Linked DNA regions of Mus musculus: regions 1, 2, 3, 5, 6 and 7 are each linked to region 4. A link is a loop called in an ENCODE intact Hi-C map of the cell type or tissue named here. Cell type or tissue: left cerebral cortex. All regions are shown on one strand.

What was found. Hi-C counts contacts between places; a loop is a spot of excess contacts. Peaks named below come from ENCODE experiments on the same cell type or tissue, not always from the same donor. Only the 100,000 strongest peaks of a DNase experiment are listed, where the experiment ranks them.
Region 1: it touches region 4 in a loop (3-fold over the local background); 3 of 42 quality-filtered maps call a loop at or near these places.
Region 2: a loop joins it to region 4, with 8 times the contacts of the local background. A loop is called at or near these places in 4 of 42 quality-filtered maps.
Region 3: a loop joins it to region 4, with 2.6 times the contacts of the local background. A loop is called at or near these places in 3 of 42 quality-filtered maps.
Region 5: a loop joins it to region 4, with 6 times the contacts of the local background. A loop is called at or near these places in 3 of 42 quality-filtered maps.
Region 6: a loop joins it to region 4, with 6 times the contacts of the local background. A loop is called at or near these places in 3 of 42 quality-filtered maps.
Region 7: a loop joins it to region 4, with 4 times the contacts of the local background. A loop is called at or near these places in 6 of 42 quality-filtered maps.

Annotation. Positions count from the first base shown.
Region 1 is chr6:96,430,918-96,434,917 of GRCm38, forward strand. All of the region lies in intron 2 of Tafa1 (TAFA chemokine like family member 1), which reads left to right. Among named protein-coding and RNA genes, the nearest start is that of Gm26011, 130 kb to the right of the region's middle. In left cerebral cortex, a CTCF peak has its summit at 1,714 (motif pointing left); a DNase peak (open chromatin) is centred at 1,662.
Region 2 is chr6:96,242,296-96,246,295 of GRCm38, forward strand. All of the region lies in intron 2 of Tafa1 (TAFA chemokine like family member 1), which reads left to right. Among named protein-coding and RNA genes, the nearest start is that of Tafa1, 130 kb to the left of the region's middle. In left cerebral cortex, no CTCF peak of the experiment used is centred here; a DNase peak (open chromatin) is centred at 2,227.
Region 3 is chr6:96,422,732-96,426,731 of GRCm38, forward strand. All of the region lies in intron 2 of Tafa1 (TAFA chemokine like family member 1), which reads left to right. Among named protein-coding and RNA genes, the nearest start is that of Gm26011, 140 kb to the right of the region's middle. In left cerebral cortex, no CTCF peak of the experiment used is centred here; no DNase peak of the experiment used is centred here.
Region 4 is chr6:96,114,682-96,118,681 of GRCm38, forward strand. It overlaps Tafa1 (TAFA chemokine like family member 1), which reads left to right. Exons shown (of 5, transcript NM_182808.3): 2 at 953-1,073. The coding sequence starts at 956. It also overlaps 2900060L22Rik. Among named protein-coding and RNA genes, the nearest start is that of Tafa1, 3.5 kb to the left of the region's middle. In left cerebral cortex, CTCF peaks have their summits at 1,707 (motif pointing left) and 2,461; DNase peaks (open chromatin) are centred at 332, 1,109, 1,699 and 2,383; H3K4me3 peaks cover 2,998 bases; H3K27ac peaks cover 2,771 bases.
Region 5 is chr6:95,482,980-95,486,979 of GRCm38, forward strand. The region is part of intron 10 of Suclg2 (succinate-Coenzyme A ligase, GDP-forming, beta subunit); the gene reads right to left. Among named protein-coding and RNA genes, the nearest start is that of AY512915, 150 kb to the left of the region's middle. In left cerebral cortex, a CTCF peak has its summit at 1,611; DNase peaks (open chromatin) are centred at 236, 978, 1,616 and 2,976.
Region 6 is chr6:96,345,606-96,349,605 of GRCm38, forward strand. All of the region lies in intron 2 of Tafa1 (TAFA chemokine like family member 1), which reads left to right. Among named protein-coding and RNA genes, the nearest start is that of Gm26011, 210 kb to the right of the region's middle. In left cerebral cortex, no CTCF peak of the experiment used is centred here; DNase peaks (open chromatin) are centred at 2,085, 2,519 and 3,455; H3K27ac peaks cover 483 bases.
Region 7 is chr6:97,004,674-97,008,673 of GRCm38, forward strand. All of the region lies in intron 3 of Tafa4 (TAFA chemokine like family member 4), which reads right to left. Among named protein-coding and RNA genes, the nearest start is that of Tafa4, 54 kb to the right of the region's middle. In left cerebral cortex, CTCF peaks have their summits at 569 (motif pointing left) and 2,233 (motif pointing left); DNase peaks (open chromatin) are centred at 564, 1,176 and 2,233.

The DNA.
Region 1 (4,000 bases), 320 kb after region 4:
TCTCGGCTTAGACATGCATCCCCCGCTCTCAGTTTTCACAGCCCAAGACAATTCTTTCTTAGGCTACATATCAGTGATAATGTTGTTCTTTATACTCTCTGCTTCCAGAACCTGGACTAAAGGGCTAGCTTATAGAATGTCACCAGTGTGGGTGAATGTCCTTGAGCCATTATATGTTGAAACTGGGAAGCTAAAAATGATAAAGGGATAACACATCAGTAGGTATTTATTTGTAGAATCAGAAGCCATTGAGGTCTAAGGGATTTCCAAAGTCATGGACTGGGCTGCCTTAGCTTACTTTGAAAGACAGACCCATTCCCCAAGACACAGGGTGGAGTACCACCTTGTGCACACCGTCACAGTCTGAGCTAGGACCCAGTTCTCCTGCCTTTCCATCTAGTTCTATACTATTTAGATTCCTTTTTGTGTTTTTCTTCCTCCTTGAACATTATTTTGCTTCTTGTTACCATTAGGAATTATACAAGGGGGTGAATATCTTCCTTATACTGTTTGGGAAATTTGTTTTACGTGAAACCTTGTTCTTTCTTTATAATTGCTTAAAAGATTTGGATGTAATCTGTTCTAAGCAGGCTTACTGTATGAAAGATAATTGAATTTAAACCTTTTGAATGATGATCTTCACTAAAAATGCATTGTATAATGTTCATGTTAATAAAGAAATGGAAGCCAATAATGTAAATTCATAGGTAGAAAACATAATCCATAACACTAGCAAATGCCCACTGAGTTTTTAAAAGATTTATTTTATTATTTTAATTTGTGTGAGTGAATGAATGTCCCCTATGTGGGAACACTTATGGAGGCTAGAAGAAGACACAAACCCACTGAATCTAGGGTTACAGGTGCTTGTCAGTCATAAAACATGGGTGCTGGAAACTTAACTTGGGTCCTCAAAAAGAGAGGCAAGTGCTTTTATAACCACTGAGCCACCTCTCCAGTGCAAGGCTCCACTTAGAGGAATTACTGCAATTCAGACATCCTGGAGCACAGTTATTTTATTCTCTCTCACCATCACTTCTTAGCAAAACCCATTCAAGAACAGTTGATGTGCTCTGGATTCCTTTAAAAATACTGGAACAACTCTGTTCATTTTAATGGCACATAGAGGTAGCAGAGAAACTGATTAATCCCACAAAGAGACTAATCACTGCATATAACTTCGGCATGTAGTAAAATCAGCTTCTTGCCTATGGTTTTTCAAGTCAAAGTTGAGCACTGACCTGTAGTTATTGTTGCTGAAGCTGAGTCATGTTGAAAGGAAATCTGGTCAACAGAAGAAAATACCATCTCAGAAAGAAGAGAGAGAGAGGTAGGGGTGGGGAGAAGGAAGGAAAGAGGGGAAGGAAGATAAGAAGGCAGGAAGGAATTGTATAAGCATTGTACAGTTTAAGTATGTGTCAACTTGGCACATTATCAGCAGAAGATCCAAGGCTTGTGGACTCCCTCCTGCAACTCTCACCCTTAGTTTAGAAGCTTCTATCTTCAGCATCTGATGCTCAGAGAGGGAACTCATTCACCGCTGCTCAAAATTCTAAGAATAAGCGACTGCTCAGTGCCCATCCCCAAACAGGATGTCTATGCCGCCCCCTCCCCTACTCACACTCAGAGCCCCAGGAAACAGCACAGAAAGGCTGAAAGGACTTTGGGAGCTAAAGGATGGGGAGAAATGTGGTGGAGTGCCATCTTCTGGATACACTGTGGCCATTGCAATCACCACACAGCAGCCATGACTGCCTACAGAGTAGTTGCAAATAAGGAATTGGGAATGGAACATGAGGCTAGTGTTGCATCTAGTTGGGAAGAAGAGGTTCCACAGAAGTTGGGAGGAGATGAAAGAGGTAGTGGAGGTGAATATGATCACAATGTATGTATAGAAATATGAAATTGTCAAAACAAATAATTTTAGAAAATAAAAAGAAGGCAGGGGTTACAGCTCAGTGGTACAGTGCTTGCCCAGCAAGTATGTGGTCCTAAGTTCACTGAACAGAATTAAAAATCAATGCAAAGGTGAACTAACTCAGCAAGCATAGTAAATGGTTACAGGCAACTATGACATGAGCAAGGTAGCTGCAAACCACTAGAACAATAACTCAGCCAGGGGCTATGGTAGAAATGTCTAAAGGCAGGTCTGTCTTGACTGAGGCATAGGGTTTGGGTAGGGTTTACTAGCACCTAGTAGACAGAATACTATATCACTCAGGACTACTTGGTTTCCAGCAAAAGCATTCTCTGTCCCCAAAATGTCAATGCGATGAAGTCAAGGAGAATGCCTTACATGCTGTATCCACATGCTGCCCAAGTGACCCACTGCTCACAGTATTCAGATCCTGTCACCTAACCCACAAGGCCAACACTGATGTCACTGATTGTTACCACTGAGGACCCCAGTGAAGTTAAACTCATTTCTAGCTTGTTTAGTGCAGTCAGTAAAAATCACTTTTTCTAACCCTAGCCTCAAATTGATTCATCATGCTCAAAACAGACTAAGTGTTTTCTTTTCTTCAAAGTTCAAAAGAGATGTGTCTGTATTAGAGGGATTGAATCTTTCATTCCAGTTTAGTATTCCAAAGATGGGAGACACTGGCTAAGCCTTGACTCGGATCTAATTTATCCTGCTGAGCTACTTAAAGTCTTCATTATCATAAAAATAATTGGTTATTTTCATAGTAAGACTACAATGGTTGTTCGCTTTGATACGGCTTTGTAATGAGAATATTACTGAAGCTGCATTTCTTCTAAAAGAATGATTTTTACCTGAGTACTTCATTACAATGTGTGCATGTGTGTGTGTGTGTGTGTGTGTGTGTGTGTGTGTGTGTGTGTGTGTCAGGGGTTGTGGGGGTATGGGAGTGTTTGCCTATGTGTAGTGGGTATCAACCTGTTAAACAAATGCTTCTATTGAAGAAGTATAATATTTCAATTCTCATTCTTGAGCAAAACAAATTATTTGAATCATGGTGTTAGGTTATACAAATAAAAATTAAAATACTATTTTGGCATCCTTCCTGAGGTGACAGCTTGAGAGCAGGGGTTGGGGATGTGGTCACAGGATGATTCTTTGGCTCTTTGCATAATTTTAAAAGATCAAGGCCATGGTTCTTAATCTGTCAGCCTGCAGATCCACCAGCTACACTCTACCTGCTCTGCTTGGAGCAGCAAGGGGCTGGTTGCTGCTCGCAGTCCTGTCCCAAGTCCTGAGCACAGTGGAAGGGATCAGCAAACAGGAAGCCCTGATAGAGTTGGGAAGGAATTGTGGAAGGGAAGAGCAGAGAGCTTCCTTGTCCATTCTAGGACACCCTGCTGGGAAGGCCTGCTGGAGTTCCACTTTCTCATGCTGAATTCTGAAACTCAGTACTTACTTAGACCACCTCCTCCCACAATCCTTCTGACGGAGGTCTGTGTCTCCCTGCTATTATCTATATCTATTCCAACTTCATTTTAGTTTCAAACCACTTTCCTTTCTTCTGTAATTCCTCCTCTGATGAGAGTCAGGACTCAAAGATTCTTCTCTAGAATCTGACTTCACTTCCTTGGGGCAGGAACTGGGACAGAGAAAGCATGTGCCCCAAGAGTAGATACATCCTTAGAAGGGACTAGAGTCTTCTGACATAGCATGCTTTCTTTTCGTGTGGACAAAGAGAGTGTGTAGTAGGGAGACATGGGACAGACCTGGCCTTTGAATTTGAAGCTACAGAGTAGAGTGGAAGTTACCACCTTTTCTGCTCACTGCAGACAAAACAAACTTTAGTTTTCAGGATGGATCCAGATCTCTGACCTGCCCCTTCTAGCTGTATTATGTAGGCAATTCAGTTAGCTTATCTTCCTTTGGTCCCCTTTTCTATTTAATAGGGAGCAAACATCTCTTAATTAACAGAGTTATGCGTTATCCATAGTCTGATTCAGAGAATTGCTTTGAACATTGCCTGGCCCATGGCAGAAGGAACTCCATAGCATTATCATTATTGTTTAGCTTCTTCTT
Region 2 (4,000 bases), 130 kb after region 4:
GTTCATTTCCAGGGCTTCCCCACTAAATGCAACACAAAACCTAAACATGTAGCTCTTTTACTATGCTGCTTCCTAGAATTCACCCAAGAACTATGAATACTCTGACCTACCTTCCTTAAAAAGCCCTCATTCTCAGAGTGACCTCAGCAGGCTTTTGTAGATGTCACCTGAGTCTACTGGGCAGAGAGAAAGATGGCTGAAGTGTCCTAGGTTAGATTCCATATGACTGTAGAGTTACACAACCATGGATCAGTATGTAGAACATTGTACCCAGACTGTCCTTTCCTTCTTCCTCTAAGATCCTTAGCTTTAAAGTCTGAGAATAATGAAAGGAAGACAAAGATCAGTGTCCAGCAGTACTTGGTTAAGATCCTACTTCCTCGGGCTGCCAAACTGTTGCATGATGGATAGGTGACACTGGCATGCCCCGAGTTGGACATGATTTTAATGAACTCACAAAAATACCTTTTCAGCCCAGCTGTTCCTACTCATGATTTCTGCCCATGATTAACTCAGTTTTGGAACCACCCACAACATGTGATGGGAAGGAAGAAGGTTCCAAGGACCTTTATTAAGAAGGAGAGCTTGAGTGGCCAGCAAGACAGCAGAGAAGACTGATTGCCATCTATCTATTCTGCTTCTTCTCCACGACTCATGGCCTTCTTCATGAATGTCATGTGGGTGTGGTAGAGGCACAATGTCAAAGTTGTCAGGAGCATTGTGTGAGTATAGTGGCTTCTGTGTTAAAATAACATGAATTGTCTATTGCCAAGGTTTGCATTTGTATAGTTAAAGGAAGAGATAGAGTGTTTACTAAATCTACCCCTTAAAATAAAACAGTGTTAGAGCGGAAACCTAGCAGTACCCCTTATGGAACACAGGACACTCACTATGCCACTGTTTTCTCATGTGTCTGATAGGCACTCCTTACCCCTGAGCAAGTCATGTGAAATGACCAGTGAAAGCATCTAGTATAAGGTGTGGATTCAATCACATTAGTAGTTGTAGGGGTGGTTCTGATGCTGTCCTGTTCTCCAATTGGTTCTTGATCTGTCAGTAAAGAAGTCATGGGTCAACTGCTAGGTGGAAGGAATAGACAGGACTTCTGGGTCCCTGGAGTAAAGGGGCAGACCATCTATCCTGCTGGTTTCTGGTTAATTCCTTGCCATCTCAATCAACTTGGATAAAGTTTGCTCTGATGGCACAAGGAGACACATGACCAAGGCATGAGCAAAAGAGAATAAATTCTGATTTCTCAAGTGGCTTTGGGAAATCTCTTTTGTCAGCTGGCCTTGACAGTCAAAGGATGTAAGTGTGGCTGACCTTGAAGCTGCCTCTGCAGGAAGCCTTGATGAAGAATGCAGCCCAAACAAAAGAAAGACAACCATAGAGACCAGTTTGTAATGACTTATTTTGAGAGCTGAATTCTTCCTCATTGAGATAGCTGTTTAGGTATCTCATCTGTGCTTAATAAGGATGCATAGACATCTTCCTTCTTATTCCTTAAGGTAGTTGGAGTCCACTTTCGGTTATCTGTCACCAAAAGAGATGTGTTCAGTAAATGTGATTCCAACTCAGGTATTTTCTACCTGGGTCACTGTGCCCTTTGCCGTGATGTAACTCTACAGAGTCCCTGTAGAACCTGAGGTTTCCAAGGTTCTGAAATAATAACCAGATCTTACTGACATATTATGGAGAGAGAGAGAGAGAGAGAGAGAGAGAGTGAGAGTGAGAGAGAGAGAGAGCGAGAGAGAGAGAGAGAGAGAGAGAGAGAGCAGAAGTAGGCTCTGTGAGTGATTTGTTTCATATACTTGGAAGCACTAGCAATTAGTGAAACAATTTAATTTAAAAAAAAAAAGATTTATCTCCTTTAGGGGAATTAGGACCTGATAAATTTGACAAACTTAAATAAGTTGCTCAAGGTCTTATGCCAGCCACTAGTGAGTAAATATAGAGCTATAATTTTCACCTGCATGGAATAGAAAGGCAAGCTGGGAACCTCTAACCTTCCACATACAAGGACGCTCTACATTCAGCCGCCTTCTTTTCTAGTGGTGTGCCCATAGCTCTTCCCTTCATTCTGTTTCCATGGTGCACTGTACATTGATGTGCCTTGAACATTCTGGCATTTGCATGGGGGTGGGAAGCCTTCCTCCAGACCTCAGCTTCAGATGCTGCCCACCTAACCATCTGTGGCAACAGATTTGTGTGTTATCAATTAAAGTCTAAAGGAAGTTGGCAAAGCCTCCTACTCTAACAGGATGGGCTAAAGACGTTCCTGTTAAGACAGAAATGGGTTGTGTCTATGATGGTGGTGCCTGGTAGCTTTCCAAGAACACTTTAAATATACCCCATGTCATGAATCGCCTAGCTTGCATTCACTTTCAGACATTCTTCCCAGAAGTGGCTCTCTTCCATAAACTGGACCTGTGCATAGCTGGACAGGGCTGCCCCGTGGAAAGCAGAGCAAAATGCAGTTTGGAGAATCCAGCCTTGTGAATTTCACATTGACATTCACTTAGGAAATTACCCCTTTTTAAAAAAAAATCTGCAAAATCTTCATGTATCTATAATTATAATGCTGAATTCCATTTACAACCACAGAGTCCTTGGTTGCAGCTGCTCAGGAAGACCATGCAGCCCTTTGAGCTGTCTCCCTTGGGCACTCCAACAGAACTAAGTACACGGGATGGACCGCAGTTCTAACCCAGAACTCAGTCTCAAGCCCATGCTTGAAATCTGTGAAAAACAAAAACTTTTATAAAACTGGATTAGTGAAATATCCATGTAGAGATAATTATGTTGATCATTTCTTATATGTTACTCCCTATGTTAGATCCCTATGTTAGGGGTTAGCAATATGTGATTTCTGTTCTGAAAGCATTTAACAGTTACTAAGACTATCTGGTTAGTCTGTATTATTATTTACAAAGGTTTTTTTTTTTTGTGGGTGAGAGAGATTACTCAGCAGTTACGGGCACTGGCTGATCTCCTAGAGGACCCATGCTCAATTCCTAGCACCCCTATGGTGGCTTACAACCATATGTAACTCCAGTTGCAGGGGATATATCACTCTCTGTGGCCTCCATAAGTACTGCACACATGTGCACAGACATCCATTTAGGCTTAACACTCATACACATAAAATGAAAATAAATTAATTTTTCTAATAAAGACTTCTACAGTGGGTTATGAAGCAATGTGTTCCTGAATCACAAGAAATTTAGTCTCAGTATAGTTAGGCCCGTATGGCACAAACATTACATTGTCTGCCCTCCTCCCAGCTTTACCATTGCAAAGTATTAACTATGGGCCCAGAAGACTCTTTGTTGTGAGGCCGATCTCGGGCATCTCATCATCCTTGGAAACAGCTAACTTAGTGGTAACCTCGGTTTTTCAGTTTTAACAAAAAAGGGCCTTCGTGCATTGTCACATGTCCCTAGGGTGATTGTAATGAGGGGGACTCACTCCAGGATGTGAAGCACTGAGTTAAGCTAAGATTAAAGATTAGGGGTTTACAGGGAAATAGAAGAAATGACTTCTGGTCTAAGTCCATAGTAAAACCTTCTTCCCAATGTTCTCTAAAATGGGGTGAATTTTATTATCTGAGAGTACAGAGATAGTTATTGAGAAGACTCATTCTTGGAGACATAGAGGTAGACTAAGTCATCTCTCAAGATCTTACATGACTCTTGAATTCTATATCACTTTTAAACTCATAGCCTAGCCCAATTCCAATCTGACCCTTTAACTGTCACTAGAACTAAACATTGTGCCTGATAGGCAGCTCATCTTTGGCATGCCCTTTATGTCACCAGAAGCCAGAGGACTTTATGGTTTTTTTGTTTTTTGTTTTTATTTTTCAAGATCCTTTTGTTTTTGAGCAAACTTGGCAGAACCACTCTTTTATGAAGGAGGAAAAAAATCAAATTTCAGGGCTGTGGAAAAATAACTTTCTGTGCTCCTAGGTTCCAGAATCGACCATTTGTTAGAACCAAGT
Region 3 (4,000 bases), 310 kb after region 4:
GGGACTCATAGTTCCCTCTGTCACTTTATTGATTTTAAGATACTGTTTTTTCCATAAGTATTCCAAAAATAATTATACATTTAAAGTCATTATGATGAAATAGTCCACCACCAAGAACACTGCATAGTTGCACTGAGTGGGTTACAAGTGCTAAGAAGGCTTTGTTTCTAAAAATGATTGTGTTCTGCACAGGGTGTAATATCCAGGATCTGACCTTATTTTGCCTTCAGCCTTCATTAATATGTTATCACCCCTACAGGGTTCAAAGAGTAAATGTTTTTAGTTTAGTTTTATCAAATGGAATGCATATATATGTATGTATGTATGCATATATATATATGTATATATATATATATATATATATATATATATATATATATATATATACACAATTGAATACACGTGTGCTCTCTTCTACCGTTACTCCTCTGTAATCTCACCTCCTTTCCCAATGAATTTACTATCTTTTGCACAGACCTATTAATCAGAATGGCTAGTGTAGTACGTGGATGCCTTCATAAGTCTAAGGCTTTTGAAGGCCAGTCTCTTCTCATAAAGTCTGGTTCCTCTTTGGAGCCCTCACTTCTCTTCTGATACATCACATACTAACACATATCATTATCTATGAAGGCATATGTGATGATGGACTCCTATAACCCCTGCACTTGAGAAACACTGTCATATGCTAGGCATTATAAAGCAGTGATGCCTTCCTGTTCTACTTCTCTGTCTGTTGCTGTGATAAATACCATGATTAAAAGCAACTTGGGGACGGCAAGGTTGACTTGGCTTACAGTTCCCAATGGCTGTCTTATAATTAGGCAGGAACATGGAAGAACAAGGAGGGAAACTGAAGAGAGACTAGAGGGATACTGATTACTGGATTACTATCCAATGCCTAGTTAATGTGTTTTTGAAACCCAGGACTACCAGTCTAGTAATGGCACAGCCCACACTAGGCTAGGCCCTCCCACACCAATCATCAATCAAGAGACTACCCCACAGAGTTACTTACATGCCAGTCTGTTGGGAGCAATCCTACAATTGAGGTCCCTTCTTGCCGGATGAACCTAGCTTTTGTCAAACTGACAAAAACCTAACCAGCAAACCTCCTTTGTTTTGCAACTGCCCTAAAAAGCCAGGAAAACAGACTGTTCTCAAAGCTAATCTGTGAAAACAATTGAACTTACTTTATTAGCTTTCAACCATACATATTGACTTCAAGAAACTTTTGTTTTAATTTTTGACATTTCTTTAGACATCTTCACAAAGTATTGACTCTCTCATCTAAGTTTAAGTATCTCACAGGAATTCGTCCCACATTGAGTTTCTTTAGCGACTCTCATGAATGGGCAACCTCTCCAGATGAGACTATTATACTAAATCAAGGGGAAATCATGGGCTACAATTCAACTTTCTTGGTTCTTCCAACCACTTGCACTATTTAAGTGCAACTAGATTCCCTGCATAGGGGCTCCTCTATCCCCGCACACAGATGCAGAACTCCACAGCCTTGCTTCTGCATACTATTAGTGCCTGGCATCCCTTGAAGGTTCTTTTGTCATTTGGCTTTTCCCCTGTCACGACACAAAGTCTAAACAAATGGATGATTTGTTCTGCCCATTCTGCTCACCAGCGCAACCTCAGTGTGCAACTCAAGGCCCTGCTCAGGATATGTGCTCACCACTAAAACTAAAGCATTCAGGCCAGAAAACCACACTCTCACATGGGCTCTGTCACAGCTCCAAATGGCCACGAAAAACTTGAACTCTTCTCTACCTAAGACAAAAACATGTTCCTAAGAACATGGTATGCAACTATGGGAAAGAATTCAAATGTTCCCTGCAGAATACCAAAAGATATTCCCTGCATAATTACAGTTTTCACATGACTCTGCAAATTTCTATTCTCTTTGGGGCTGGTTTCCTACAGGATTCTTTATTTGCCGTGGTAGAAAGGTACAAAGAAATGTATTAGCCTACAAAACATGGAACCCATTAGGAGGTTCCTGCTTTAAAGCAGGTCCAATCTGGTCCTCGGGTTATGACAATAAGACTCAGGTTTTCTCTTCATTTTCATACTTCATACCCTCAGTCTGGCGGGATGGGAGTTCCAGCTGCTCCAGGCATTACAGAGTCTCTCTCTTTTTTGTGGGAAGAAGAAGTTTGTTTTCCTGGAAGCCAAGGCTGCTGCCAGACCATATGGCTCATTTTTGCAAATTAACAGATACCTCTTGCTCCAAGAAATCATCAAAGTTAATGCAGGATTTATTTATCAATAAAATTATCGAAACATGCACAAAACAACATAGAAGTCATCACTGGAAATCATGGAGGATATACAATTTGTCATCGAAATGAAGTACTCAAAGACATCATTATGTGTTAATTTTAAAAAACTTGCTATGTCTGAGGAAAGCAAACTTTACTGTTATTGGAGTTTTTCTGTGCCAACAATTGAATGTTCGAATTTACTGTCTTTCCAGCTTTCGTGGAAACTTGAAGGTTTTTTTTTGTTTTCTTTTGTTTTAATTCTTAGAAGTCAAGGTCTTCACTAGAGATAAATATCAACAAAGTTAAATCCAGTTTGAATATTTTTAAATAAAATATTTGAGCCACCTGTGACAGTAAACATCTGTAACTCCAGCATCTGAGAGTCTGAGACAGGAGGATCAGAACTGGAGACCAGCTAGGACTATATTGTGAGACCTAGTGTCAAAAAGTCTAAACAAACAAGCATGGGGGTTTTTAGACAGGGGATTATTACTGTGAGTATTTGACTAGTTTATCAGAAATGTCTCTAAATGTAGAGAGATAATGGATGTGATGCTGTTACTGAGTCACAGTGCTTCCCTCCCTATTCTAGAATTGTGTTTCTTGGGTCACTTCAGTTTATGGGTTTGATGGTGGAAATGGTCTGTGTTCATTATGGTTTTACATATCTTATTCTCAAATTCAAATTCAGTTCTGGATCATAGGTGGTGTGATCACTGGATTTATGTTCGAAACAAGTAATGTTTCTATTCTGGAGAAGTCAATGCTCAAAGATTTTGATATATATATATATCTTTAAAACTTTGCTTCGTTTTTCTCCTGCTTTTGGTGTGTGTGTGTGTTCATGCATGCCTGTGTGTGTGCATCTGTGTGTCTGTGTGTGTGCTCTCAAGTACCATTTGTGCACGATGTCTGATAGTTATCTTATGGCTAAGGAACTCTCATTCTTTAAAATATCATATCAAATTAAAACTAAGCAAATACACACGGAAACAAATCATTCTGAGAGCGTACCATCATCTGCCCTCTGGAGTCCACTTTGGAAACTCCTTGTTCACAATCTCCTGCTGCATGTTACTGTGTGTGTTTGCTGTTGCATCGTGCAGCACAAATATGGCTAGTTCAAAGCACAAAGCTCAACACAACTTCCTTAGAACCAGTCTTTACTTTTACCCACTTGAAAATTGTTCTACCATGACAAGTTTCTTAAAACTAAACATCTTAATTCCATCTTCCATAAAACTTGTTCAAATAATATATGAATCATGCCTGCTTAAGTAGAAAAAGTTCTAGTGAAATAAGAAAAAACAAATCAAACTAAGACATCATAGTATGAACGCAGCTCCTCAGTTGTAAGAGCCATTTGCAGTAAGGAACCCGGATATCTGTATACAGCTCTCATGAAAGGAGTAAAACACGCTGCAGTCCTTAAGCCCCTTGTCCCTAACTGGGCAGCCTTGGGGCATTTGCCTACATGACTCACTGTGAGGTTTTAATCTTAGTCTGGGCTTTGCCACTCCTGTCAGATCCTGGTGGGATTAAAATCAGCCTACGTTAAAGGCTATGGGTGAAAGGGTGTTTTCTTTTGAAAATTAAGTTACTAATGTTAGCCTGAAGAAATGACAAAAATACCTGTACTTTTGACCCCAAACACATAGACTTGTAAGAGGAGTCCTCTCCCTCACCATTGAAAAAGCAGTAATTCCTCTCAGAGTCTGAACCACCAA
Region 4 (4,000 bases):
TCAGAGAGGAAAGGCTGTCACTAACTGAATTCTTATATAGGGGGTGCTTCCTATGACTGGCTGACTAAGGACGATCCTTCAAGTTTGATTAATTTGGCAATATGAAATGCAGCATAAGGTGTTGTTTGGGAAATTGGACAATATGTAGCGCCGTTGAGCTTCTGTAGCTCCTGAGATGCTCATAGGTGCAGATAAGACTGTCAAAGTTTCAGTGCCTGAGAAAAGGTATATGCTCGCCCATATAAATACACACACCACCTGTATATACATATTCATCAGTGCTCCGGCAAATGCCACAATGGGATCTTAGGAGGCAAAGCAATACTGTAAATTATGGCTTGCTTGTAGGGTACATACACAGACCTTGCCTCTGAAACTCGTTCTGGCTGAAGACATGGTGCCTTCTGAAATTCAAGTCTAGTCAGAAAGAGCCATCCTATCGGGAGATTACAACATGCCTCTGAGAAATGATTACTTAGTTTAGAAGGCAGCATTGCGATTAAAAATTCATGACTGTAGAATTAAAAAAAAAAAAAAAAAAGAGCCCACTCTTTTCTTCCAGGCTTATGTCAGACTTGCAATGAAGTTAGAATGAGCAAGTCTACAGCTACTGAATGCCTGGGAAAACTAGTTCATAGATCTTTGTGTAAAACTGAGTATCTCCATGGGCATGTAATGTTTAAGTCTGCCTAGTTAACAGTGACAAACTTTATTTTTGCATTTTGGGCAATCATTGACCTCTGACAGAACTTAAGGGACATATTTATGAGCTTCTGGGAAAGGTCTTCAATTCTACTCCCCATCATGACCTCTACAGGAACGTTCCTTCTAGCCAGCCAAGTAGCAAAAGAACAGGACGACATCTGAGCTGTCCCTTCCCTCCTCCGTGGGCCATACCGCTCCGGGGGCTTGACGCCAGGGGTAACCTGTTCTCATCTGATGTTCTCTTTAGAGAATGGCAATGGTCTCTGCAATGTCCTGGGCCCTGTACTTGTGGATAAGTGCTTGTGCGATGCTGCTCTGCCATGGGTCACTCCAACACACCTTCCAGCAGCATCACCTGCACCGGCCAGGTAAGTGGGGGAGCAGCCTCCCCGGGAGGCTCCTCTAGCCTCACCAAGGTCTTTTCAACAGATGGCAGGATGCAAGTGACAGAAACTGCATCGTGTGGGCAGTTTGCCTTTGAATTCTAAGACATGTTGTGGGCTGGATGCTCTGGGGGAAGGGGAGTGTACCAAAAAAAAAAAAAAAAAAAAAAAAAAAAAAACCCAAAAACCCGCCTCAGAGATATTTCTGTTTATTTCTCCGAAAAGGTGGGTTTCTCTAGAGGAGCAACCCGCCATCCCCCACCCTCTTCCACACACCTTGCTCAAGAGATTGAATTGGTTTTGGACACTAGCAAACTATTCTACAAAAGGTGGGGGTAACTTTCAAAACTAGGGGATTGGGAGGAGACATGTATTCCCTGGGGCGAGTTTATACCTAGTGCAGATACAGTCATTTCAGACTATGTGGCTAAAGAGTCCACAGATGGCGTTAATGACCAGACTAACTTTAGGAGTTGTCAATGAAAAAGAAAAGGAAACAGTGACTTACTATGTCGTGTCTGGTTTAATTTGCATCCTGTCTTCACTCCCTTCCTTTCTTTACTTTTGGTTTCTCCAGTATGTTCGGTGCCCCCACCCTTTTTTCCTCCCTCTGTTGGCAGTTTCAGGAACAAGTTCGCTCTGGCATGATTTTTGAAAATTTCCTTTATTGATTTAATTTTTCCTTTTAGTTCCTGGTGCAGTTTGCTTTCCTTGGCTTCTAACTCTTCCCTTCCCTCACTCTCCGATCTGGATTTGTCTTTCTTTGCCTCTTCAGCTTTTTCATTGCAAAGTCGCTCCAGGGTTTCGATTGTTTTTAAGCTTCCTGGTTGGTTCTCAGAAAGGTTTCTTTCTGTTTTCTGCGTAGCTGTGTTTAGCCTTTGTGTCCTGTCCTTTCGCCGCACCCCCTACCTCAAAGTCCTTGGTGGTACCCTCTGATGGTGAAGTCCAACGTTCCGGGGGACCAGTTGCACGCACAAGTTCCCGCTCTTCGGTTCGTGGGTGCTGCCGCCCCTCCCTCCAGGCCCCTCTCCACATCCTTCCCTGGCCTCCTGCCATCCACAGGGCTTCTCCGTGTGGCAGGTCCGCGGTCTGCATGCTGTCTTTTGTGGCTCCGCAACCTTGACTGTGATTCCCCTGCTCTTGTTTTGGCCTTCTCCAGCCCCTCTCCCGGTGTCTTTTGCTGCCTCCCGGGGCTCAGCTTCCAGTCTGGGGCAGACTGGATAGAAATGGGAGGGTGCATGCCAGCGCCCGCCTGCTGAGTCTGCAGCCCTTAGGTGCAGAGGAGGGCTGGGGGCGGAGGCCAGCTGTCCCCTGTCCCAGCCGCCTTCTTTTTTGTAAGTCGGGTCAGCGAGGGAGAGAGGGGGCGCTGGTGCCCCTGCGGGTGGGCATGGAAACCACTCTGCTGCCGCGCGCGGGTGCTGCTCGCCTGTGTTTTCTGTGTCCTGTGTGCAGCCCCTGGCATGGGAAGCGCCAGATTCCTGCCAGATGCTTCAGTGCCAACATGGAGGGAACACAATCTTTGATTTGGGGATCCCTGAGCTACCTCCAATCACTTAATCGCCAATCTGTTCTGGCAGGAAAAGTCTTCGGCTTGTTGCATAGTCATACAAATAACCTGGGAAATGCGCCTTCTCTGTAATACTTAACAATGAGATAAAAGAACCATTAATCCGGACAGGGCTAAGCACCATGTTCAGGGTTAATTCATACTGTTATTTCAGTCTTTGCATCCCCTTTTCCCAAACAACAGAAGTAGAAGTTTGGAGGGTCTGGGTGACTAGCTTGAAGCCACCCAAAGAATGGCTACCAATGGAGGTCGTGTCCGTGTGATTCTGTCACAGGTTGGGGGGATACCCTGTAGTACATAATATGACTATACCAAGTAGCCTCTTTGAGAAGCATTAGATATAATTTATAACTTTAAGGTCATGTCAATATATGTACCCATTTAAGGGGTCAGCAAATTCTGGGAGTTTGCTGAAGCAAGTGGCAGGTGGTGAGGGCCAGGAACGAGTCAACATCTCTCTGTCACTTAACTTTGCTGATATGACCTTGGATGAGTGACTTTTCATATTTGAACTAATTTACCTATCAGGAGATGGGGGGGGGGACAACTTCCTAGGAAATAGGAAATGCTATGTGCATTGTTGATTTCTCCTACAAATATCAGACATGGCAGACTTTCTCTGTAAGGGGCTGCAACCTGTATCTTAGGGATGTTGATTGAGTCAAATTTTACAGTTCAAACTGCTAAATAAATCTATTTGGCCAGGACAATAGCTTGTTGCTTTTGTTATTTTCCAACCATGAGACACATGACTAAGATATGCCAGCGATTACAACCTGTCTTTATGCTGTGCATGTAGTCATTAACCAAAACCAAAAAGATGTTGTATAGTTTGTAGTGGACTCTCACATAGTGTGTGTCTATGTGCTTATGGGAGCTGGAGCTATTACGTGGAACAGACATTCATATCATCTTAGGTCTTATTAAAATACCATGATTTTTAAAATTGAAAAACAGATACAAGATTCTGACTGAAATTAAACTCATTACTCATGTTTCCCCTTATCTACCATAGAATTTGCTTATTACCAGCCAATACGTATTAGAGCTATACCTTAAATGTTCCCAGGAACTATGTTGCCAACAAGTCTACCCACAAATATTCACTCTTTGAGCCCTATACAGCCTTACTGTAAAAAGGAGGAACTATAAATGCCTCTTCAAGATGCACAGAGATTAAAGTTATGTTGATTTGGAAGTCCAGTGGGTTTTGTAATGTGCTTATTCAACAACTTTCTTAGGATTTCCCCAATAGCTGCAGAGATTAAAATGGTCAATCTTGGCCCTAGCAATCTTCTAAATGATTTCAGTCACTCTTTAATGTGCTCTCCTGTTTTGGGGTTTT
Region 5 (4,000 bases), 630 kb before region 4:
ATGTTCCAGCTACAGCAGGCTTGTCAGATGTGCTGCTGGAGCACTCAGTGATCTCTACATCGCAACAGGGATGAGCCCTGTGGGGCAGCTTAGTGATATTTCCCACAGCCTGCTACACGTCCCTGTCAGCGCTGGGTTTGCTTCTCAGGGAATCTTGCAGTATCAGCTACATGTTACATGTGAGCTGACAGACTGGGTAAGGACAGCCACAGTCACAAACGATGATGCCTGAGGACAGAGGTTTGGACAGATCCTTCTCTGATCATTTTGAAGAGCTGAGGGTTCTCCAGAGGCCTTGGCAGTGACTCCATGTCCTGGCATTCCATTTGCCCTGGCTACTCTCCAGGGCAGGCTCTAAGCTGCAAACAATTCTCTTACCATGTGGTGAGCCAAGTGAAGAGAGTCCTCACACTCGAGTTATGTTGATGGGTGCAGTCGGGGAAACGGTGAAGGGAGCCTTCCCTCTACCTCCTGGCGGCATCTTCAGTGCCACACCAAAATACCTAATTGCTTTATAATTTCAGGATCTACTAAAGCGAATTTTAATTATACTTGCTGTTATACTTTAATTACAGTCTTAATTATTAAGCACATACTATCACACTTGGAAGAAGCAGGGTGTGAAGGGATTGTAACACTCAAAGAGCCCAGGAATAAACTGGACTGCACTGAGAAGTGAATCCAGAGAGAGCCGCCATGAGCAGACGGAGGTCAGAAGGAGGCTGGGGGGAGGCCAACCCAGGACACAGGTGAGGAGGACATCATGGGGAACAAGCCAGAGAAGGATGAGCATGTGAGGAGAGAAAGGCAGGGTGAGGAATTGGGGAGCTTGCCATGTGGCCTCCGCACTTGCCCTGTCCTTTGTCTCCCTCTCTTCCCCTGCATGGCTAGGCTTTGCCCGCATCCTGGCCTGGCCAGCAATTACTACCATTTGCTTCCTCCTTCTGGTTGAGGAAGCAGCTGGAGGGGAAAGAGAAGAGAGATTGCAAAGAAAAAGGAGCCAGTAAAAATCAGGTCATGGGGAGTGAGGATGCCCTGGGCAAATGCTTGTGAGTGTCTCCATCTTTGGGGGAATGGTGTTATTGGCGCGTTTGAGGCTTCTTTCTGACCTCCATGGCTGACATCTATTCCAAGCCCCCTTTCTGACTTTATTTCTAAGTAGAAACCATCACAGCCACTTTAAACTCTGACATGGAATTAAGTGTTCTAAAGAGTGTGTTTATGCCCTGCACACAATTAGGATGGGGACTGATCACTTTCCCACACTTAAATGGTGCTGCTGATATGCTTTAATATTTATTAAATGCTGCCATGCTTCTCAATGGGGCTGCAGGACAACATGCTAATAACCACCCATACACATAACCGATCAACCCGCACAGCTCAGCTGGCTGTCACTTCTCAACTCTGGCTTCTTGACCGCTGTCTGGCCATGTGGCTACCTACCCACTTCCAGGCCTTGAGAATGACAGCGTGTAGAGAAACAAAGGGGGCACTGGCTCAGCACAGACTCCTACTCGGCTGCTAGCAGACATGAGAAAAAGAAGCACATGAAGCAGGTAAAAACGTCTCTGCTTCCAAGTGGTCTATAGTGGCTTCCTGCCACTGGGTGGAGGAAGAGAGCTGTAAACAGAGATGCAGGGGTAATTTATCAATCCACCCTGTGCTTTCACCATGCAAGAGAGAGGACACTGGGCAGGGCTGACAGGGTTTGAGTGAAGAGATGCAGCCTCTGCCCTGCCCCAACTCAGGCTGGCCTTTACCCCAGGAGCAGAGGATAACACTGTCCAGTGCAGACGCCTCTCTTGAATTACTGCTTTTATAGGCATTCAGATGTGCGTATGTGTGTATGTATGTATGTACATATGCATGCATGTATGTTTTTATATAAATGTGTGTGTACACATGTATGTCTATGGAGGCCAGAGATCAACACTGAGCATATTCCTTGATCACTCTCTACCATATGTTTTCAGACAGGGTTTCTCACTGAACCTAGAGGTCAATTTACCAAATTGGCCAGACTGGCTGGCCAGAAACTGGCACCTGCTTACCTCCCTTCACTGTTACCTCCACAGCTCAGCCCAGCCCAGCTCAGCCCAGCCCAGCTCAGCCCAGCCCAGCCCAGCCCAGCTCAGCCCAGCTCAGCCCAGCCCAGCCCAGCCCAGCCCAGCCCAGCCCAGCCCAGCCCAGCCCAGCCTAGCCCAGCCCAGCCCAGGGGTTACAGGTGTGAACTCTGCTGCCCCTCCTGCTAACATGGGCTCTTGGGATCTGAACTCAGGTCCTCATGTTTGTGCAGCGGGCTCTATACTATAACTAAGTCAACTCCCTGGCCTGATCATTCAGGTTTTTGCTCCTTTTAAAAGAATACAACGCCACTATTAAGTACATATTGACTACATGTTACCAGATTTTAAAAGAGACTACGAAGATAATATTAAAAACAGTATAAGCTTGCTGTCTATGTATGATTACTGGTTCTTAAATATCATAAAACTCAATTCTCAAAGCAAATCTAAAAGCAACATCATTTTAGCCCAACTTCACAGATAAAGTACCCAAGGTACCAGGAACTTAGCAGCTGACCTAATGACTCCCAGAAAGTTGGAAGATAGAAAAAGAGTAGAGTTCAGATTTATCTGAAATCAAAACCACACGCTGGCCATGTACCATAGAGCACCATGCAAAAAAGAATGCTGGTAATTCTTTAAGCTAAGCCTTCACTTCATCTCACTGGGGGAAACTGAGGCTCAGGTACTAGGGAATCTACTTGGTCAAGCAATCAGTGAGCTATCACAGGCCTGATTCAGCCTCCTGTTCTAAATCAGGGCTGGCACACGCTGGCTTTTAAGCCCAATGCAGCCCACAGTCTCTTTGCATGCTACTTGTAAGCTAAGAATAGTTTTCATATTTTTAAATAGCTGGGCAAAAAATCAGAATAATATTTTGTGATACATGAAAATTACATGAAATTCAAATTTCAGTGCCCATAAATAGAGTTTTGATGGAGCAGGGCCAAGCTGATGCGCTCACAGGCTGCTGATTGCTGTGCTCTGCAACACCAGAGCTAGGGCGGTGACACAGACAGTGTGGCTCACAGGGCCTGACAAGGCTCAGTTCTGCTCGGAGGCTTCCTTTCTTTCCTTGGAGTAGAAACAGGACACACTCTACAAAGCAGTAGGTTCCTGGGGTCCGGTGTCCGTGGGTCCTGTTCCTTCTTTCCAGCCATCATCAGACAGAGCACTGTTGTTTAGCCAATGTTTGGAATCTCTTCTCTCTTGTTATTCCTTTAGTAATGGAATGATTCCACAGACATACTGTGAAAGAGACCATGGACACATTTCCATCCACAGTAGCTCCAAAGAACATAAGCACCTAGGAATAAAACTCAGAAAAGAAGCAAAGGCACCACAATGAACTTTCAATCTCTGAAGAAAGACACCGAGGAAAAACTAGAAAATGGACAGGATTAGTAGAAATAATATTGTGAAAAATGATCATCCTAACAAAAGCAATTTATAGATTCAATGCAATTCTAATCGAAATTGCCAAAACATTCTTCACAGAAATAGAGAAAGCGCTGTGAAGAAGTATTATGACCAAGGAGACTTATAAAAGGAAGGATGTAACTGGGGCCTTGCTTACAGTTTGGAGGGTGAGAACATGACTATTATGTCAGGAGCACAGCAGCAGAAAGGCAGTCATGGCGCTGGAGCAGTGTCTGAGCGCTTACATCCTGATCCAACGCAGAGAGAATGCAAATTGGAATATCATGGGGTTTATAAACCTTAAAACCCAGCCCCAGTGCTATACCTCCTCCACTAAGACCCCAAGTCCTAATCCTTACCAAACAGCTCCACCAACTGAGGACCAAACATTCAAAGACAGAAGCCTCTGGGGCCATTCATATTCAAATCACCAGAGGAAAAAAATCCTAAAATTTTCATGGAACCACAAAAGGCCCCAATAGCCAAAGCTATTGAGTAAACAGCCGTGAGTA
Region 6 (4,000 bases), 230 kb after region 4:
TGCCCAATGTAGGTGCTGGGAACTGAACAAGAGAAGTAAACATTCCTAGCTGCTGAGACTGTGTTCTTGCCTGCCGACCTTTAGATAATTTAAGAGTTCCTTCTTCTTTACTTTTTCCTCCTCTTCCTCATCTTCCTCCTCTTTGTCTGCTTCTACTTCCCATACTTCTCTTCCTCCTCCTTTTCCTTCTATCATTCCCTTTCTTTTATATTCTCACACACACACACACACACACACACACACACACACACACACACACACACACACACTCACACATGTAAGCATATATCCTAGTATCTCTGTTTATGTTTCATGTAGTAGCAATAGAGCTAAAATAAAGCACATGTCATTAGGAACTCAGGGTGCTTCCACTTATTTTCCTTTGGACAAGAAAAAAATTAAGCAACACAATTATGTTTTGAGTTGTGGTAAGAACCTTGTATGAAAAACGAGGAGAAGAAATGAAGACAAATTAGAACATAATTACGGGGGCTGAAATTCACCCAGTCCCTTTCAACCTTTCAAGTTGGAGACAGCGCGAGCACACATGAACTCGGAGAATGAATCCAAACACCACGTTATTTCCTACATAGGGAAGCCTCTTAAAGGACTGCAGGGAAGCAGTGATCATTTCAAACCACCAAACGAAAGTGGAGGCATGAAGTTGGAGGCTTAAAGGGATTCAGAAAACTAATGGTGATCAGTTCTACAACAGAGTGTTAAGTTTGAGTTGTTTTTAAAGATTAATTTTGATTTATGTGTGTGAGTTCTGCATGTGTGTGGGGCCACTACATATACCACAGAGCAGGTTGGATCACTTGGGGATAGATTTATAAGCCATGATGAGCTGCCATATGTGTGCTGGCAATTAGCTCAGGTTCTGTGCAAAAGCAGCAAGTGCTCTTAGTCGCCAGTCCATCTATCTCTCCAGCTCTCCCTTCCAGCTCCTGGCTGTCCCCTCTCAATCCAAGTTTAGACAGACATGGAAAGTCTCTCCCAGGCTCTGCTTAAAACCACATTGAATTCCAAGAGTGTGAATTTATTGCACAATATTGGTAGTATCTGGGACTTTTCATTGTATTAAAATGTTTCTTTGTGTTTTTTTTCTTCCAACCATAAATGCTTCATCAAGCTAGATCTGCACATGCAAAGCGATCCCTCCCAAGGAAATCTTCTCTGGCTGGCTCTAACTTTATAGGGAGGGGATAGTTTTCTTCAGGGTTTGTTTTGTGGAGAAGATAGCCAATGGTTGAACTTGGAACCCAGTTCAAAGATACACAAGCATGTTGCTTGCAGCTAAGCCTCCAGGATGGAAAACTTTGGTAGACTGCAAACTATTTTAGCAGATTCATTTGAGCTTTACTCATTTGGAAAACTGGGGACACTAAAAGAGTAGTTTCTTAGTGGTTCGTTGTGAAGTTTAAATTAGATATCAGATCCAATGCACTGTATCATATCACCTGGTTGTGGCAGAAATGCCTGATAACTAGTAGGTGTGTTATTGGTAATCATACTCAAAAGTGTTTCAAAAGAAAATGCACCATTACTGTATATTTTTGGTTCTATGACACAGTGACATGTGGCTAAACACTTTTAATTGTTGCTTTTGTTCTTGCTTAACTGCTTAGTAATTAATTCACTTACATGCCCATCTTTCTGACTGCACCATGTGTTCTTCAGAAGTAAACTAATTACTTTTTGTCAGTGTACACAAGCTTTATTGCCTGGAGGCAGCTCTGTTGTTGTTGTGATTGTGGTTTTGGTTGTGGTTGTGGTTGTGACTGTTGTTAGCAAAACTCACTTTGGAAAGTCCTTCAAATCTGAAATAAAACCCTGTGGTTAGGTGTTCAATTTGCAAAGGAAATAGACACAGAATAGAGTGACACCTCTCCATCTCTGCCTGTATTAAGCCCTCATTCAGCCTTAGGATCAGAGAAGAGAACTGGGTAGAAGCAGAAGGCAAAGCAATCTCTGAGAAGGAGCGATGGGGGTGTTAAAGAAATGGTGCTTCCTGAGTTTCTTTGCCCAGGATGTTTCTCCCCCACATTCTCCTCTGTACATGTGGCCACCCACTACCTTCCCCCTCCAATATGGCATCTGACTCAACCTTTGAAAAGCACTGGCTTGATTCCTCTCAAAGTCAAAGAATCTTGGCCACTGACTTGAGAGTTTGGAGCCAAGTAGGCAAAAAAGTCTCAGTGGCATGTTGTGCTGGGGTAACTTCACGACTTCTGCTGATCAATTCCCTTTAGGGTTTCTGACAAGAGGATACTAGCCATTCCCTGCTGCTCTTCTGAGTTTCCAATATGTTCAGCAATGACAGCTTGACCTCTAGGAAATAAATACATATATGATGTCCTTACAAGCTTGCTTAAAAGTGTAGAAGTTCTTGTGAAAAGAGGAAGAAGTCTCTGGCCTGTTGTCAAAAAAATGTCACCCTTCGTCAGTTCTCATTGGTGATGGTTGACATCAGGTTGGTCCATCCTCTTACAGGAGCCACAGCGGCAGTGCAAGACATCTTCTTTCCTGTCTTTCCAGAAGATGCAATGTGATTTTCTATTTTGTACAGAGCCCGGAAGTTAGCATGGCTGAGTTAATTATAATGCAGTCCATTCTGGGTTGTGCTCACATGTACTTTCTCAGAGTAATGATGTTTGAGTTGTGGACATGTGAACTGCTCCTAGCATTTGGTCCTTACACCAGAGGCTACCTGACAGCTTCTCCGTGTTCTTTGTGTCCTGTTCAACCTCTTCCTTTTATCTGTACATTGTAGCATGAGTTAGACTTCATTTCATCACCCATATAATAGACAAACTTATAATTCCCCCAGACTTTCAGCACATTTGACATAGTTTTATCAAAGAGAGCCAGTGGTTGGGTTGGCTTCCATTTTTGTTATTTAACCATGGTTGTATTTATCATCTCCACACAGTAGAAAGCTCTACACTCCCCCAAAGCCTAGAGCTGTCACATCTGTTTTCTGTGAAAATTTACTATGAACATTTCCATCACTAAGAGAAATAGGAAAATGGCAAGAAGTGACTACTGGCATTGGCCAAATATTTATGCCAATAAATGGATGAGTTAGAATATCAAATACCTAACACTAATTAGTCAACAATTACCCTAAACAGCTTGCACAGTTATCACTTTCCTTGAGTTGCTCTATTACATATCTGCCAGTCCACCCATCTAATCCATCTTAATTTTTATTAACAGCTGATTAAAGTATGATTTATATTGCAGAAAAAGTATTTACTTCAAAGGTAGAATTCATTGGTTTCTTTTACTAGAACTCACAGACTGTGCAACCTTCACTACAGCCCAACACTAGCACATTGCCATCATCCCAGATGTTGCTTGCTCATTTGCAGTCAGTGCCTCTACTCCTCAGCCCCAGGCAGCTCATCTACTTTCTGTCTCTATAGATTTGAAAAGCCATACATTGTAACCAACGTTAACAAGACTCCGTGGAGTGCCTCTAGACCATGATTTCCAAAATCACCAACGTAGGAAAAACACTGGCCAGACTCAAGAGAACTTGTGTTCCTAGGGGGCCAAGGTTCTATAGCAAAGACAGTTAATCTCCCCATAAAGAGCCTTTCTCTCCACTTATACTAACTCCAATTCTTTAAATCCAGAAAATTAGTTCTTTCCCATTTTACTGATGAGAACAAATGAGGTAAGGGAGAGGAAGAAGGCAGAGGAGAATGTGGAAGGGAAGAGTTGGTGGAGATTGGCCACAAGTTAGGGGGTCATTGTGCTCATCCCTTGACTTGCACTGAGGCTGGCGTAGGATAGACAGTGCTGTGGTCCTTACAGCAACACCGGGGTTGAGGGATGTAGACAGATTATGTAGCAGCTGTATTTCCATGGGTTTTCAACCACGGCGGTGATTGCTTGAACAGATTCCCCACAATGGCATTTGAGAATGGAATCAAAGAGCAGCAGTGGCAGGTGTTTGGAAACTGAATTTGGAATTGGCCTCCTACAGAAAGCA
Region 7 (4,000 bases), 890 kb after region 4:
ATCCAGCAGATACTTTTGAAAAGAAAAAGATAACAAAGGAAGAAGAACAAATACATATAACATGTAAGAGGAACTAGTGAGATGAAGGCGCTCAGGTAATGTACTCCATAAACCAGGAAAATATCAATACCTTTAATTCTAACACTTAAGAATACAATGCTAAGAATCAATTCCCTAGCCAGGTGTGGTGGCTCAAGCCTTTAATCCCAGCACTCAGGAAGCAGAGGCAGCAGATCTCTGTGAGTTCAGGGCCAGTGTGGTCGACGTAGCAAACTCCAGGCCAGCCAGAACTGTACAGTAAGAAACTGTCTCAAAAACAAACAAACAATAACCAAAAAAAAAAAAAAAAAAAAAAATCATCAACTTGAATTATTGTCTATAGTCACCTGTAGCAACATCCCACTATCGATTTTTCAAGAGACAAGGGCCACGTGTCGATTTTGAATATATGTTATTTAAAAACGTATTAGTAAAATTAATTCTACCGTTTTCTTTGTTGTTTTAAAGTAGCCATAAAACATTGGAGGGGCAGGGGGTGCTGTTAATCTAAGCCTCGCTTGCCCCCTAGTGTCCAAACTTGAGCAGTGCAGGAAAATCACTTTAAAACTGAAATAACGGCAGCCGAAATATGCAACTTTATCACTGGGAAAATTAACACGAAGAGTTACATACAATTACAGAAATTACAATTTCCATAAAAGTGATTAAGTAGAAAAGAGCTAGGTCACAGAAGAGTATCCGCAGAGTGACTGACTGAAGCACGGGGCGCTACCACAATGCAAGCAGTACTTCAAAGGAAGAATTAAAAGAATTCAAACGAAGTTAAAAATAACACAAGACACCAAGTCAACATCACCTTGTGTTCTGTATTGACATTTATAATAGATAAGACAATAAAAACCTGAAGGTCTTCCATGCACAGAAAGAACACAGAGCCAGCGCGTTCTGTGAGCTCCCGAAGCCAAGGAAGCCCTCTGTACTGTCAGGCATCCCTTTTTCAACCCCAGGAGGGTCACTTTTAGTCTCTTCCACTATCCCCAACCTTCAGAAGATAGGTCTGAGGCCCCAAAAGTTTCCGGGTTTTGAAACTAAGATTGAAACAACTGAAGCGAGACACCTGCTGCCAGTGTGGCCCTGAGCCCAGCAGATGCAAGCAGCGCCTGTGAGCTCCCAGGTAGAAAGGCATTGTAGACCTTCCGTGGTTCTCTGCATCCACCCCGTTCTGCAGCTTGCAGCCGGTCGTCCAAGGCTAGCCTGAGCTACTCTGCTCCCCAGCAGAATGAGGCCTCTTTCTAAAGTCTGAGCAGAAGCTCGGTGTTTATACAAACTAAAAGTTACTGTCTCCATTTCATTAGCTTTCCCAAGGCAACGATAAACAAGAGTGGTTTGGTTGTTTGGTTTGGTTTGGTTTGGTTTGGTTTGGTTTGGTTTGGGTTTGCCTTGTTTCCTTATAGACCATAAAGCTTCAAGCCTCTGAAGACGCCTATCAATCTCTCCAGGGAACCCACAGCTTCCAGCCACTCCTCTGGTGCACGACATCTCAGAGTCTGTCATCTGCATCCCTCTAACTACAAAAACAGTGTCTGCTTCTGGTGCGTTTGCTGTGTGCTAGCCCTTCCTCCTGTTTCTCCTCATTTACTCGTTCCCATCACCTGATAGAAGGTAGGTGCAACTATTATCCCATTGTATAGATGTCGAAACATGTCCAGAAGGGTTGGGTGGCCTGGATAGGGTCACACGGCCAAGAGGGGCCAGACCTAGAGCCATGTTTGACCCCAGCCCCCAGTACTTGGTCTTCTGTGCTGCCTGGTTGCTGGGTGGGCTCTGGTTTTCCTGGGTCTTTCTGTGAGGAGTATACCAAATAGACACCAGACAGGCACCAAGCCATTCGGTCAGACAGCGCACGTCTGGGGAAATGGAACTATTAAAATGAGCAAAAAAAAAAAAAAAAAAAAAAAAAAAAAAAAAAAAAAAACCCGTAGCACCCAAATCTCCAACTGCCTCCCCTCAGTTAGAAAAGTAACTGCCTGTTTTTAAAGGTGAAAATGTAGCGATATCCCCTAGAGACAATTCCTATGATTTAGGAAGCTTTGTGTGTGTGTGTGTCTCAATGTTACCATGGTTACAAAGGACCAAACTTTCACAAGCACCTTTAAACTGTTAATTCCATCGGTCACTTGGGTTTCAGGAACCACCTCCCAGCCTGCAGCCTTCCCAAGGCGTTGTTTGCTGCCCTCTTGTGGAGAAAAGAGGTTACTGACTGGGGGAAGAGCAGAAATAGTGGATTAAAAAGTGACATTGTGGGGAGGACCCTACTTTCCAATTTAGAGGACTCATCCTGAGAACTGACCCATCCTCCCCGTTGCCTGAGGTGACCAGAGATTTGTGTGTGTTCTCTTGCCCAATCAGGATGACCAACTGAATGGTGAAACACCAGGGGATCAGGATTTTTTGTGTGTTCTTTTTATTTCTTCAAAACACAATTTCCAGTCTTATGATTGCAATGTCATTTGCCTTAAGGAAAGAGTCCTAATAGCAGAGTGTGAAATCAGGTGAGTATCCTTATTTAATTATTATCATATATTTATTGTCCTATATGATGGCTCTTAGGTATTTTTGCCCATACTCTGCCCCAACCCCTGTTACATGCATGGTTTCTAATGTTTGAACTTAAAAATTTGTACAACTAACAATGTCTTCTTTCGAAAGCATCCATACACCCCCACCTTCTTCCTCTGCTCCTGCCTTAGCCTGCTGAGTGGAAAACACCTCCTTTGCTATACACAATGGCCAACAAGCCATGTGCTTAGTAAGGTAGAAGGGTTTGGGATGAGACAACTCCTCACTGGCAAGCTTTAGCAGACAGGGCAAGGAAAGGCCAGGGTGGAGAATAAGTTCTGGAAAACTTCATCAAAGATGACAAAATAAGTATACAGGACAAGCAAGTTAGCTCAGAGAAAGCCCTCACTTACATAGCGACACAGCCAAGGAGAATAAAACCAGCATGGTCCACTGGCACACACACACATACACACACACACACACACACACACACACACACACACAATCCTGTGTCCAAAAGCAACCTACGACTCCTTATGGCACTAAAACGTACGCCACTCTGTAGAGATTTAGGATGCTAATGAGACATGGGAGGAAAGCTAGACCTTTTTTATTATCAGCCCACATTCCCACCCTCAGAAGGTTACTAATCTCTCCATAAACCACCTCTTCCTGCTGCGATTACGTTTCTGATCAATTCTTTGTTCTGAAACACAATAACCTAGCACCCCAATATCAGCCAATGTCCCTGGGCTGGAGACTTTCTGGACCATCTCAGCCAGGCGCCTGTGGCTGACTTTACAACAGTACTGCACTGTCAGATGTCCTTTGACACATGTGCAGTGGGGTGAAGATGGCCGAGTTCCACATCATCACAGGACACGGTCTTCCCCTCTCCTGGCCCCTGAGTTTCCTGTCACCTGGGGGCTGCAATGATAAGAAAAGTGACATATGGGACAAGAGGGCTGGCTCAGTGGTTAAGAGCACTGGCTATTTTTCCTGAGGATCCAGTTTTGGTTTTTTGTTGTGTTTTTTGTTTGTTTGTTTGTTTTGTTTTTTTTTTCTCACAGACCCCACATGGTGGCTCACAGTGACCTGTAACTCCAGTTCCAGAAGATTCTGGCTTCTATGGGCAGTGCGTGCTCATGGTACGCAGACATATATGCAAGCAAAGTGCCACATACATAAAATAAAAATAAATAAAAACTTTAATACCACAGAGCCACTGCAGGGCAAAACGTGCTTTCTTCCTCTAGTAGACATTAAGGAAAAATGTCCAAAAAGGAATAGGAGTTTACAGAGAAGGAACAAGGATGCATATCATCCCATTTTCTGGGACTGGGGCCTCAATTTACAAAGAGTTTCCACTAATCAACAAATAAACAAGGAATGTAACCAAAGGGAAAACAGATACAGGATAAAAATAGGATTTTAACCT